Regions from separate parts of the Mus musculus genome. Here all the other regions are linked to region 3. The links are chromatin contacts, found by Hi-C in ENCODE. All regions are on one chromosome and are shown on one strand. Each heading gives the region's core, a stretch centred on a gene start or an enhancer-like site at or near the end of the contact. The rest is flanking DNA. Distances are from core to core; before and after follow the strand shown.

Region 1 (4,206 bases), core at 1,637-4,136, 38 kb before region 3:
TCATCCTGGTCCCTTCTTCTACTTGCTTAGGTGGGTTTAATTCTCCTGTAGCCTCCCTCAGCCTTGAAGCAGGCTGATCCAGACTTTGACCTTGCTGCCACTAAGAAGGAAATTACCTAGGGTAGAGCCTTCTGACCTTGATGGCTCTATTTGCTCTTCTTCAAGACTCTGCTACTGCTAAAAGGTCCTTGAGATGTTCCGGAGACACACCCTGTAGATCGCCTATGGGCTGGCTCCAGGCACCAAGAATGGGCTGGTGGGGGATGGGCCTACCCTCTTTATAAGCACAGACTCTCAGTAAACTTCGGAGGGCCTTAAACAAAAAAGTGTCTTGGCCTCCATTATTTCTCTCGTTGTTCTCTCCCATACAGCTCCTGCCTCCCACTCAGGAACCCAGTTAGTGTAGCTGCAGGCAGCTACAGGCGGCTTACATTCTCCCAATAATGTTTTATACTGTTTAAAACAAAAGGCATCCGTGCATTTTATTACATTTATTCCTAGATATGGAATGGTTTTTATGTCATTACAAAGAATCTCTTATTTAATTCTCTATTTGTTGCTAGTATGGAAATATGACTAATTTTGCACATATGCCAATTATCTAAAGAGCCTGACAATTTCACATAGCAATATAGTTTGTAGATTCTTCTGGACTTTCTCCATATGTAATCATGTTATCTATGAATAATATCACTTTGTTCCCTCCCTTCCAACCATTACGCCTTTACCCACTGCATTTCATGGCTCCTTTTTAAGTCAAAAATTCCAAGTGACTGAGGTAATTTGAAATCATGATCTTATAACTCAGAACATTATCTTTTCTTCAACAATTTATCAAATTTGTAGATGTTAAATATGATTCCCATGTATCCCAGTATCTTGGAGACATTTTTAAACATGACTAAAACCAAAGCCATTGAGAATGCCCAAGAGACTTGGTTCCAAGCTGACACTCACTATTAATTTGCAACATCCCCCCACATAAGAACAAAAATCTTCATTCAAAAAAAACCTACATAAATTTCAGCTGCCATTCATTTCTCTACTAGAACATCACAATATTTCTGTCAAAGTATTCTCACATTCCATAGAGGTCATGGTTCAACAAGTATCTATCACTTTAAACAATGTGAAAAAATTTACTGCTTTCTCTGAATGAAACCTCTCCTGGCATCTTTGTGAAGACCACTTCTCCAGAACTAAGCAATCATAATATATCATTTAACAGTCTGTTCTGGAATTTAGCTAGGAGCCTATTTACTATGGATATAAGTTTTCTTTTGGAACTTTGGTGTCAACAACTTCCTCATCTCTAGTTTTCTGTTGTACTGTTTTCATACAGTAGAACATCTAACTCCAGCTCTTTTAACCATTCTGTAGCTGAGCAGGCCATATCCAACCACATCCTAACTTATATGTCAGTCAGGGTCCTGGAGGACCCAGAATCCACACCTTACTCCAGAAGAAAAGGGTGAAGGGATTTTAACAGGACTACTAGTGCAGTGTGAGCAGAACTAAGGAAACACACAGAGATGGTGAAAGCACCTGAAGAGAGTAAAAAACTGAAACAATCCTGAATCAGGCTGGGTATCAGCTGACACAGGTGGCACTGTGTAATTGAAGAAAGGGACCAATAACAAAACTGTGCACAATCTTTACGTAAATAAGAACTGATAGTGTGGTATCTTAATATGAATAAGAGTCAAGAAAGGGACTATCCAGCAAGCCTGAATGAAGCAGAGGAAGCTACTACTAGAATCCAGAGACTGTCATGTGGGGCAGCCAACCCAACATAGTCAGAGGATCAGGTATGGGAAGACAGAAGGATAAGGTACCCGAACTCACTCTCTCCATCAACGTGACCTTCTAAAATCCGGCTGATGCTTCTCATTGACTGAACCCCACTCGAAAAAGGAAGGCAGAAAGACAGACAGATAGACAGAGGTTGGCGGTAAGGGGAAGAGAGGGGGAAGGAGGGAGAAGGAGGAGGAAAGGGGGAAGAATTGAAATCTTAAAATAAGATCCAGTAATACTTGGAGCAGATTTTTGTCTTCCATCATGGGATGTGGCTGTATAAACTCTCCAGCTCATCGGCCACTCCTTCCCCACTTGCTCTGCTGTTTCCATCCATTTCTTTCGTACTGCAGTCATTTACAAGAGTCTGTATCTCATTTCAAGCAAAGCCCAGCTGATGAAGCAGTGGGTTAAGGTGCTTGCTGCCAAGCCTGATGACCCCTAGGAGCTACATCATAGAAGGTGAGGACTCCCTTATTCTCTGACCTCCAGAAGAGCATGAAGACACACATTCCCATGCATATACACTTATACAGACACATATTAGATACAATAGACAGACACACAGACAGATAGATGACGGACAGATAAATGTTTAAAAGGTCCATTCACTTTGTGTTATCTCCCTTTTGGAGACTTGGAAACCCCACCAATACATTTTGAAATAAGTCAAGTATTGTATTTTTTAACTGTTTCATAAGCTGTAAAATGGAAGATAATACCCTCCCTATGTTAGCTTCACTTCAAATGAGAATATTTCTTTTTTGATGACCAATTATTCCATTGCTAGGGTCTTTTTCATTTATTTTCCATCATTGGTAAATCATGTTTTAAAAAAACAACATCAAATTTTTAGGAGACTGAGATCTCCAGTGAAAGCCCAGTGGTTCCATTTACAAGCAAACTTCACTCCACACTTGACAATACGAATGGCACACTAAGCATGTCAACACTGAGTTCTTGACTTGTCCTTCACTGTGGAAATAGCCCTACAAGTGTAATCTCACCCTGCTTAGTCACAGACTAGGAATAGCCCATGGAGAGGTTGACCTTAGTGTGAACCTAACACTTGGATCCAGTAGCAGTAGGGTTCATCAGTCAGCTATGCTCCCTACAGCGAATTAAGGAATACGTTGTCGCACCTATCAAAACAGCATGCAGCGTTTAGAATTAGAAAAGCCTTGAGATTAGCTCGAAAAGGGAAAGTATTTGCCAATATTTGCCAGTTCACTGTTCATTTGTAATTTTTAAAAGAATCTTCAGCAAATGATCACGTGAACACTCTTTACTGGTAGATACCTGCTAGATAAAAAGCCTGGAGAAAGCTAATGGAGTAAACCTCCCACTTAATGCTGAAGGCAAATCACTCACTCCTACATCAGGACGGGAAAGCCCATTCCCAACACCCACCACTGAATGAGAAACTAAGTTGTCAAATAAAACACACAACAACTCTTTTATTAAATAAAAGTTAAAACATGTAAAGCTAAAATATTACCTAAAGAGTCATATATATAAGGTGGCACACGCCTTTAATCCCAGCATTTGGGAGGCAGAGGCAGGCAGATCTCTGAGTTCGAGGCCAGCCTGGTCTACAAAGTGAGTTCCAGGACAGCCAGAGCTACACAGAGAAACCCTGTCTCGAAAAACCAAATAATAATAATAATAATAATAATAATAATAATAATAATATCCAGGAAAGGAAGAAAATGATTAAAGCACAACCAATATCTTTCCTCGGGTAAGGAGGAAGAGGATTTAATAGAGGAAGGGTCAATGCTACTAGTTAAAGCTTATTTCTTACATTAAAACAGGTATACATTGGTATACATGGGATTGTTTTAACCGTGTACACATATACAAGTTATGGATACATTATTTGTGCTAATTCATTCATTGTATATTACACATTTATAAGAAAAATCACTTTGAGAGTAAATATAATAAAGCCTTTGACCCTTCAACCTTCCTTTTGAAATAGTTTCTATGTAGATACTATTCCTAGAAATTAAACATACTGCTGAGAATTTTGAAGATAATTGATTAAAGATGGAAAGACAAAAGAGGCCTGGGGAGCCAGCCCTAGGTTTCTGTTGTAATTTATTACTAAAATTGAACTACTTTACTCTCAGCTTAATAAAAGTTTAAGAGAAGGGAGTATGAGTGAAGCTCTGGGGATCCCAGCCCCTATGAGTCTTTTGTTTGGAACATCTGACCCTGTTCATGTCAATGAGGTATGAGCTATTGTCCATGACCCTCCTTGTACTGGACGGTAATAGACCACCCCAAGCACACTAGAGTGTATCTAATATAGGAGCTCTGATTTAAACAGTACTTTCAAGTTCAACCACATGCTTTGCTGACCTGTCGTCATTACACTTGTATATATTACCATGTGTATCTATGCACAGC
Region 2 (4,254 bases), core at 1,288-3,787, 43 kb after region 3:
TGTGCTTTAAACCAGTAGGCATCTCGGAGAGCTGCTTCCTTCATAAATCATTTGTCTTATAGCCAAAGCCAGAGTCACATCTAGCCACTCAGCCTCTCCTCCCCTTTCTCCCGCACCCTCTGTGCATCCCTTACATTTTGGAAAATGGGATGTTTCCTCCACTGGACACATATTTAAGACGTGCTTAGCCAATTTGGCTACAGAAAAGGAAAGACACTGAGCTTGGGATTCTGTTAACTAAAAGCACAGGATTTGAAGCCTCACAGAATTAGGGATTGCCTGCTCTGAGAGAGCTACAACCTCAATTCCTTTTATATAAAACAGAGATGAAAATATTTCACTCAATGTGTTGCTCATATTTCACAGAGTATGAATCTCCTCCACCCTTAAGATAGAAATATATTTAATCTTCATTTCACGTTGCTTATAAAGGCTGAATAAATGCTTGTTGGATCAATCAGAGCAGATCATCAAATGTACCTGTGGTCTATTTAGATGAACCCACTTTGCTACACAGAGTAGGTTCCTCCACACTCTTCTTTGGAAATTAGCATTAGTTTCTCCTTATTGAACACTCCTGAAGTTTGAACATATATAGGTATTAACTGCAAAAGTAGCATTGAAAGCTTCCAAGAGTTACAGCTGTCAAGCTGCAAGTTATTAAGAAAAAAAAAAAAAGACTTGTGGCTAGCTACTGGCACACAGAGCAAGCCAAGCAGCATAAAGTGTCTTTGATCTGGATTCTAGCTAGATACTTACTACTCATTTATATTCCTAATTCTCCCCACAGCTCCTTCTTACAGAGGTTTGAATGCTCCCAGGATGGTTGTAGGAAAATCATAAAACAAGTGATCCTGTCTTTCAGCTTTATAGGATTATGCCAGCTACTAGTATTTTAAAGAAGAATTTATTTAAAATGATAGACAATGATGAAGTTACAAAAGTAGTGTATATTATCCAAACACACAGAATCAATGCCTTACACAGAAAATTATGCGAAACCCAGAAAGGAAAGCTAAGGAAAGGCTACACTGATCATCTAATCCCACTGAGTACGCGGTACTAAAAACTTTTGCAAGAACAACTTAAGAGGTTTTATCAAGAATTACATGAAACGATATTGTGAAAATTTTCTTAGAGCAATTACCTAAAAGATCTAAGTGGATAGACTTTGGCCACTTAGCAGGTAGGCTTATCACTCTGAGTTATAAAAGCTGTAGCTAAGATTTATTCTCACTTAATCCTCACTCCAACCCAGGAGATGGAAGCATCATTATCCCCATTTCATGGGTAAGGAAACAAGAGCTCAGAGTGGTTAAGCCGTGTGTCCACAATGTAACTCTAAGCAACCGTCTTTTTTTTTTTTTTTTTTCTTTCATTCTGCTAAATGTGACTCTAAGGCACTGGTTCTCACCCTTCCTAATGCTCTGACCATTTAAAGCATTTCCTCACTTTGTGGTGACTCCCAACCATAAATTTGTTTTGTTGCTACTTCGTAACTGTTGTGTTTCTACTGTCATGAATCCCAATGTAAGAATTTGATATGCAGACTGTCTGATATGGGACCCCCAGGGGGGCATGACCTACTTGCTAAGAACTGCTTCTCCAAAGTCGTCTTTGATCAGGAAGGTGTGGTTCTCAGCACTACGGTGCTGACCTTATACTCATGGAGACCCCACCAGAAGAGGAAGCGAAGCCTGTACAGCCTTGCTCTCATCTGAAAGGAAGTTATCCTGACCAGACAAAGAACTGCATTACTGTCAGCAAGATGGGCGTATCATGAGCCTAGACAACAGGCACTGACAAAAGGTTCATGTATTTGTTGATCTGAAGAAAGCGAATCGGGGCACAGCATCATGAACATGGAGAAGGTATGCTGCCCTCAGACTCCAGCTAGGTCATTTCAACGGGGTAAACTTACATACCTGACATGGTTTTCTAAGAAGATGGTTATTGGTGAAATAGTTGACTATTCCTGAAATTCTGCATTTCTGAAAATCTGATGGTTTCACTGAGGTTGATCTAAAGACAGCCGCCTACCTCCTGGGTGGTACGGCACAGAGGGAGCAAGCATCCTGTGTCTGACTGATTTGCTGTTTTAAAAATCTGGGCTGTTTGGATATTTTCTGGAGACCAGAATGATAATTAACTATGACTGGGGTGGGAGAGCAAGGAAAGGAATGTATTTCACTCTGTGTCCTGTATTGACTGATGTCAACCTTTTCTATTCCTGACCATGCAATCAGTGGGATTGTAAGCAGGGCACCTCTGACCTCTTCAGGAACTAAAATCCTGTCCAAGCCTTGGGAAAACGGCCACGCTTGGGCTTCCTCCCCCTCTGCTGCAAGTTTTACAGGCCTTCGAACGTGTTGCTTAAAGCAGCAACCCCGGGAAATAAAGCTGTTAACTTCAACATTGCTCCCCGCGGCTGCTCATGTTACTGACCCACTGGGAATCTGTTCCTCCTCCCTGCTTTGCTGTGGCTCCCTGTCTCCTGCTCTTTCCCACAAGTTCCCACAGTCACTGGATAAGGAAGGTCAATCTGAATGCATCTGTCCACTTTCCGGAATGTCACGGAAGAGTAACAGCTGTTGACCTGCTATCCTGTTTGTCTCAAAAGCAGCTTGGATGAACTCCAGCTAATATATACAGTCTCTACTTCCTATGAAGGATGTAGGGCCAGGACAGTGTGCTTTCCACACTTGCTTTGAATTTTAGCATAAATGCAGTCTGCTTTTTAACATTGGATCTTATTACTAATAATTAATGGTTATACTTATGCCTACAGTTCGTCAAGCATTTGCGATGCAAGACAAGGTAGAACTGTCTCAAAGATGTAAGACTTAAGTTATCTAGAAAAAGCAGTATTCTTTTCTTCCTAAGTGACCATGCTCAGATATTTTTACACACACACACGTCTTTATCAATTTCCCACAAGTACACAGGATGAAATTAAAATTGTGCACTTTCTTCTAGAGATAGGAAAGAGAGGTACTTGGGAGGGGGAGAGGGAGCTAAATGGTGATGTGAGAGAATAAAGAAGCCTTTGGAAGCTAAGGCAAGTAGATCAAGAATCTGAGTGCCAGGGGCTGGAGAGATGGCTCAGTGGATAAGAGCACTGACTGCTCTTCCAAAGGTCCTGAGTTCAAATCCCAGCAACCACATGGTGGCTCACAACCATCCGTAATGAGATCTGACGCCCTCTTCTGGTGTGTCTGAAGACAGCTGCAGTGTATTTACATATAATAAATAAAGAAATCTTTAAAAATAAATAAATAAAAGAATTTCAGTGCCAGTCTGGGCTACGAACAATCAGTTTGCGGCCAGCCTGAGCTACATGATGAAACCCTATCTCAAAAAGAATGTACAAGAAAGAACAGGGAAAGACCACTAAGAGCAGATGAACATGGGTTTTGTCTAAGAATGCACCTAGAACACCCACAACACCCAGAACACCAGCGGTACATATGGTATCTTCTACATGTTGCCTTGAGAAAAATCCCAGACTATTTTTGTGCTCACAGAATGTAGCTCCTATGGTATCCCAGGCCACTCAGACTTGGAGTGCCTGGCACCAGGCTCATCATTCCACCCAGTCACAGACTCTGGATGGAGACTATGAATATGGGAAAACCTTATCCCCTCGGGGATTGGCTCTGAGTTAATTTCTCCTGCTATTGCTCACAGTGTGACATTTACTCATGTTTGCTGGACCAAATTATAGGGCTCTTCTGGGAAAACTGCAGTTGTTTAGCTGACCTCTCAACAGAACAAATAAGACTAGAAATGTATATAAGTCATATGAACTCGTTCACCCAATAGACTGGTACAGAGAATATCCAAGGGAGATTAAGGGAATTCCCGTGTTCCCCCCAAAATATAAGCCTTGAAGAAACATGGTGGAAGAAAACCCTAACCTACCTGGAGAGGCATGTGTGGGTGGGGTCACCATGATAAAGAGAATAAGCAAAACTGTCCAGACCACCGTCAGGAGGGGAGCTTGCTTTCCAGGCACAATATATACTACCAATAAAAGCCATGCTGCCTGGACTGCTTGTGCACCCACAGAGAGTTCAGTGAGGTGACAAGGAAAAGACACCAAGGAAGGCTTGGGCTGTGGCAGGCTGGTCACCATGAGTCTCCATGCCACACTTACTCTCTGAACTGAGCTCAGGGAAGAAGCCTTGAGGTAAGGCACAGCACACACCTCTGCTTTGCTGGCATGGATTTAGGAGGCATTCGCATAAAAGATCT
Region 3 (4,455 bases), core at 1,233-3,732:
TGACCATCGGGCCAATCCTGCTCATTGTGCAAAATCCCCTTGAAGACACAGCAATCTAAGATTCAAAAAAGGCATTCTTTATTTCCAAATGTCTTTTAAGAACAAAGAGAAACTTTCCCAGGGGAGCTTTGGTGCACACTCACGGCCTTATTGGTTAGAATTGTGTCACGTGTCAGCCAATCCTGGATGAGAGGGTTACCATCACTCTAGCGTATGCCTACCGTTATCCACTCTTTGGATTTCCTGGAAAGCATAAGTGGGAAAATAATACAGAGTTCTGTGTGTTGCCAAGCGAGAGGACACAGTTTTTGATTTGAGTGTAAGAGGCATGGTAATAAAATGCACTTTGACATTTTTAAAACCTTGTAAATTGCTAACCGGGCGGTGGTGGCACACGCCTTTTATCCCAGCACTCGGGAGGCAGAGGCAGGCAGATTTCTGAGTTCGAGGCCAGCCTGGTCTACAAAGTGAGTTCCAGGACAGCCAGGGCTACACAGAGAAACCCTGTCTCGAAAAACCAAAAAAAAAAAAAAAAAAAAAAACTTGTAAATTTTATCAGTAGTTTTCAAATTTCCCAAACCTTTTAATAGTACCTAGTTCATCTAATTTATCAAAAGACAAAACAGTTTTTGTGTGTTTTTCAGATAAAAGGTTGTATATTTACCTATCCACCTGTTTGTTCACTCAGTTAAAAGGTTTTAAGCACCAATATATTATACTCAAGATTTAATATACTATGAAGAATTCAGAAATCACTAGATTTATACTATCAAGTATTATTATTATTATTATTATTATTATTATTATTAGAGAAATGTCTATCTTTAAAAAAACAATGAAATTTTTCATGCTATTACATGAAGGTGATTTTCAAATTAAATTCACACAAGAAAGCCCATATAAATAAATATTTCTACCTTAAATCCACAAGTATTTCACTATTTATTTAAGAAAAAGTGACACATAATTTTTAACTAGTGGAGATAATGTGTACAAGAAATTGTAGGCTTTTTCAAATATTCCCAGCTGACAAAAACCTCAAAAAATACACATGTATATAAAAGCTATAATATGAAAAAATAAAACAGTTGTAATGTGGGATATAAAAAGTACAAGACATCTACACAGAAGTCCCTTTGTCTAATCCTTTCATATAGTAGTGAGTAGAAACTAGAGACAATCTGCCGTTGTCCCACCAGAAGGTTCAAGGGCAAAGACAAGAATTAGCCCCAAACTTAGTATTCTACGGGGCACAATAAGTCATAATTTCCCCCTGAGCTCTAAACCTGGAAGTTTACTTTTGCATTACTAACCTTAATTCACGAAACAAACAACCTACTGAAAGAGGCCAGATTTGAGGGGCAATGAAGGTTAAAACAAACAAACAAACAAACAGGAGAGAGGTGCTTGTAGGAGCTGGGACCTCTCTTCCTGTTTTGTTCTCAGTGGTTTTCATCCTAGGTTGCTTCCTTTTGAGACTGAGAATATGTCTCTCCCTATAAAGCTAGTAACCAAGCGGCAGAAAGATCGAAGTAGGCTCCACAAGATAAGTACTCTCCTGTCACAGCTTCAAGAGGAGGCTGAGCAGATTTAAGTCTTTCTTATGGCCTCTGTAGAGGCCCTGGGAAGGAACTGAGTGAATAACCTACACAGCAGTCCTACACACTATATAAGAAAAGTCTTGGAGGTCCTAAGGCTGTTCACCCAGACTGTAACTTGAACACATTAGTGTATCCTGGCTTTGCAGGATACACCATTCTGAGAGAGGTGTGCCTGCTCCTGGTATTACAGGCTGTTTGCATATTAAATCTTAGGTATTACAGGCTGCTTGCATATTAAATCTTAGGTATTACAGGCTGCTTGCATATTAAATCTTAGGCATCTGACCTTTTGGGGAGCAATTTCCTATTCTTGGCTGCACAAATGAAGCTAAATCTTACCCTATTTCTAAAATGCCCAGATAGAATGAATGAGTGTATGGCTCAGAGTGCCCCCACAGGCTGTTTCCAGAAAGAACTATTTGTACCTTGGGTGTAACCAGCAGCTGTAGACAAACAGGGTGGAGCAGCGATAAGGGATGACAAAGGCCGGGTCAGTGTCTATGATCTGTATAAAGCTGACTTTCACGCCTACCTGTGAAATGCCAAGCTTTAGTTTGCCCTTCCAGTGGGCAGCAGCAGGGGTTGCGGGTGCGGGTGAGGGTGTGCTCTCCTGGTCACCTATAAATAGTAGCTAAATTTAGATTTGAAAAAGTCATGGAAAGTGGTAGGAGGCCAGTCCTGAGACAGCTGCTTCTGGTCTCTGCTCCACCCACTCCACACTGGAGCTGAGTGTGGTCCATTTGGAAGGATTTGCAGGGTAATTCGTCTTTTTCATTACCTTGGACACGGGCCATACCCCCCCACCCCCACTGTGAATAAAAATTTATTTTGTTTCCTTGGAGATTGCATGGATTTGATGGTTGGACGAGAGGGAAAAGAGCAAAGAAAATGTAACAGTAATCATTGGGCTTTTAGCACTAATTTCCCGAGGATGCTGTCATCTTGAAATTCTCGTCCCCTTTGCTTTTAGTTTCCTGTTTCTCCTCCCCAGGATAGCTCTCTCTTGGATAAAGTCTCTCCCTCATTCTCTGCAAATCCTTGCCTTTTTTTTTTTTTTTAAATAAAGTTACTTGGACACTCACACTCCCAAGAGGTCTTTACATGCACCCAGACTGATCCCTTCTAGATGGTGTCTGGCGTTCAAAGACAAGCTCAAAGCTTAAAAGTGGTGCCTTGGTTCTGTCTCAGAGGTCAGCAAACTGCGGCCTACAGGCCAAGTCTAGCCACTGTCTGACACTGCACAGGCCATGAGCTGAAGAATGGATTGTATGTGTACATACGGCTAGGGTGATGGTGCAGCAATCAGAGGAATCACAATATCTGGCAAGAAAATTAAAGGAGAATCAAATACCAATATCCATAAGTAAAAGCTTGCTGAAATACAGCTAATCTCAGTTGTTTGTCTACAGTGACAGACTGCAGTAGCTACAAGAAACTATACAGTCACCAGAGTAACAGTAGATACACAATGTCTAAGTTCTACAGTCAGGACTAAGTAGGTGCCTTAAGGTGAATAGAAGGAGGTGAAGGGTTGTAAAATACACTCTGATTGGTCCACGCAGAGATAAGGACAACAGCGTTGCTCTATCGTTTCTCCTGTACCCAGTCCGCTTTTCAGAGCTGGGAAGACGGTCATCAAAATGTTGTTGGATGAATGAAGAAGAAGACAGGACAGAGAGGCACAAAGCAAATGAAACATGAGTTGCACCCTGTTTGGAATGAAAAAGCATCCCCATGACAACCTCCAGCTAGTCTTGCTTCATATCATCTATATCACTGGTTCCCAGACGTTAGCAAAAACCCTCACTTTGGATGCCAACGTATCGAATGCTCAGTGTGTGCATAAGAAATTGAAAAAAAAAGTCTGTATGAATCTGGCTAACTTTGCTGATGCTAATTCAAACCCACCTTTCTGACCCTCTTCCTCAGTCACCAAATGTACATCAATTTAGTCTAGACACTAAACTCAGATGAGGAAGTTATCAAGGGAAAGGAAATCAAATGTAAACTTCATAAATAAACCTTTTGTTCATCTCTCTCTCTTCTTCCCTCCCCCTCCCTCCCTCCCTTCCTCCCTCTCTCCCTCCCTCCCTCCCTCCCCATCTCTGTGCTTGCAGGTGACACCCACACATATCCTTCAGCGTTGGCAGAGATGTTCACTCAGATAATGACTGGAGTTCATGCTACCTGTTCTCATCTTCATGTGTCATCGTCACCATGCAAAACCACAACTATAGGAAAACAGAGCTGTTTGCTGCTCTTCTGTCTCAACTGACATTTCCACCCAGTTCACAGCTTGCCCTTTGGAGACAAAGGAGATTATCTGTCATTGAGATGCCTTTACATAATGAAGTATGAGTGAAATCCAGGCTATCCTTTACAACTTTTTATCCCCTTGAGTTTGTAGCCTTTCCAATCCTTTCGCAGAGTTTAAGTGGGCAAATGGCATAGGGCATGGCCTTTGGGAAGCACACATTCTGATCCTTGATTTTGCCCCAAGAGTGAGGTCAGCTCAGAAAGTCTGACATATTCTTGGACACACAGACTTTCAATGCAAGTAGTTTCAAGCATTGGGTCCAATGTCAACCCTGAAATGAGCAAAAGGCACTTAAGCTAGTGTTTCACATACTGCTCTGGACAGTAGTCTACAGTTTTAAGAACCATAAACCTATGATTCAAAAAAAAAACAAAAACAAAAACAAAAACCACACACACACCCTACTTTCAGAATGTCAGATGGGAAAACATAAGGAGGTCCAATCTCTCAGATGTATTTCTCAAAACCCAAGATCCTGAGTACCACTGCCAGCACATCAATGGAGGCTCAGTTGAGGAGAACACAGAGCACACCATC

The links. Hi-C counts contacts between places; a loop is a spot of excess contacts on that map.
Region 1: a loop to region 3 is called in a map of heart, with 2.0 times the contacts of the local background. The contact joins the enhancer-like site here to the promoter of 2310016D23Rik in region 3. A Hi-C loop is called at or near these places in 4 of 37 maps with a recorded cell type or tissue (T-helper 17 cell, gastrocnemius and heart).
Region 2: a map of heart shows a loop between it and region 3 (2.0-fold over the local background). The contact joins the enhancer-like site here to the promoter of 2310016D23Rik in region 3. A Hi-C loop is called at or near these places in 1 of 37 maps with a recorded cell type or tissue (heart).

What each region holds. Positions count from the first base shown.
Region 1 is chr1:60,814,696-60,818,901 of GRCm38, reverse strand. No RefSeq gene overlaps it. Among named protein-coding and RNA genes, the nearest start is that of 2310016D23Rik, 38 kb to the right of the region's middle. Within about 2 kb of position 2,886, at least 1 of the 3 ENCODE cell types and tissues checked has a DNase peak (open chromatin) inside an H3K27ac peak, as active enhancers do; it is heart, where a contact is called at or near this core.
Region 2 is chr1:60,733,519-60,737,772 of GRCm38, reverse strand. No RefSeq gene overlaps it. Among named protein-coding and RNA genes, the nearest start is that of Cd28, 11 kb to the left of the region's middle. Within about 2 kb of position 2,537, at least 1 of the 3 ENCODE cell types and tissues checked has a DNase peak (open chromatin) inside an H3K27ac peak, as active enhancers do; it is heart, where a contact is called at or near this core.
Region 3 is chr1:60,776,488-60,780,942 of GRCm38, reverse strand. 2310016D23Rik (a long non-coding RNA gene) reads right to left here and starts at 2,482. Exons shown (of 3, transcript XR_865459.1): 1 at 2,027-2,482.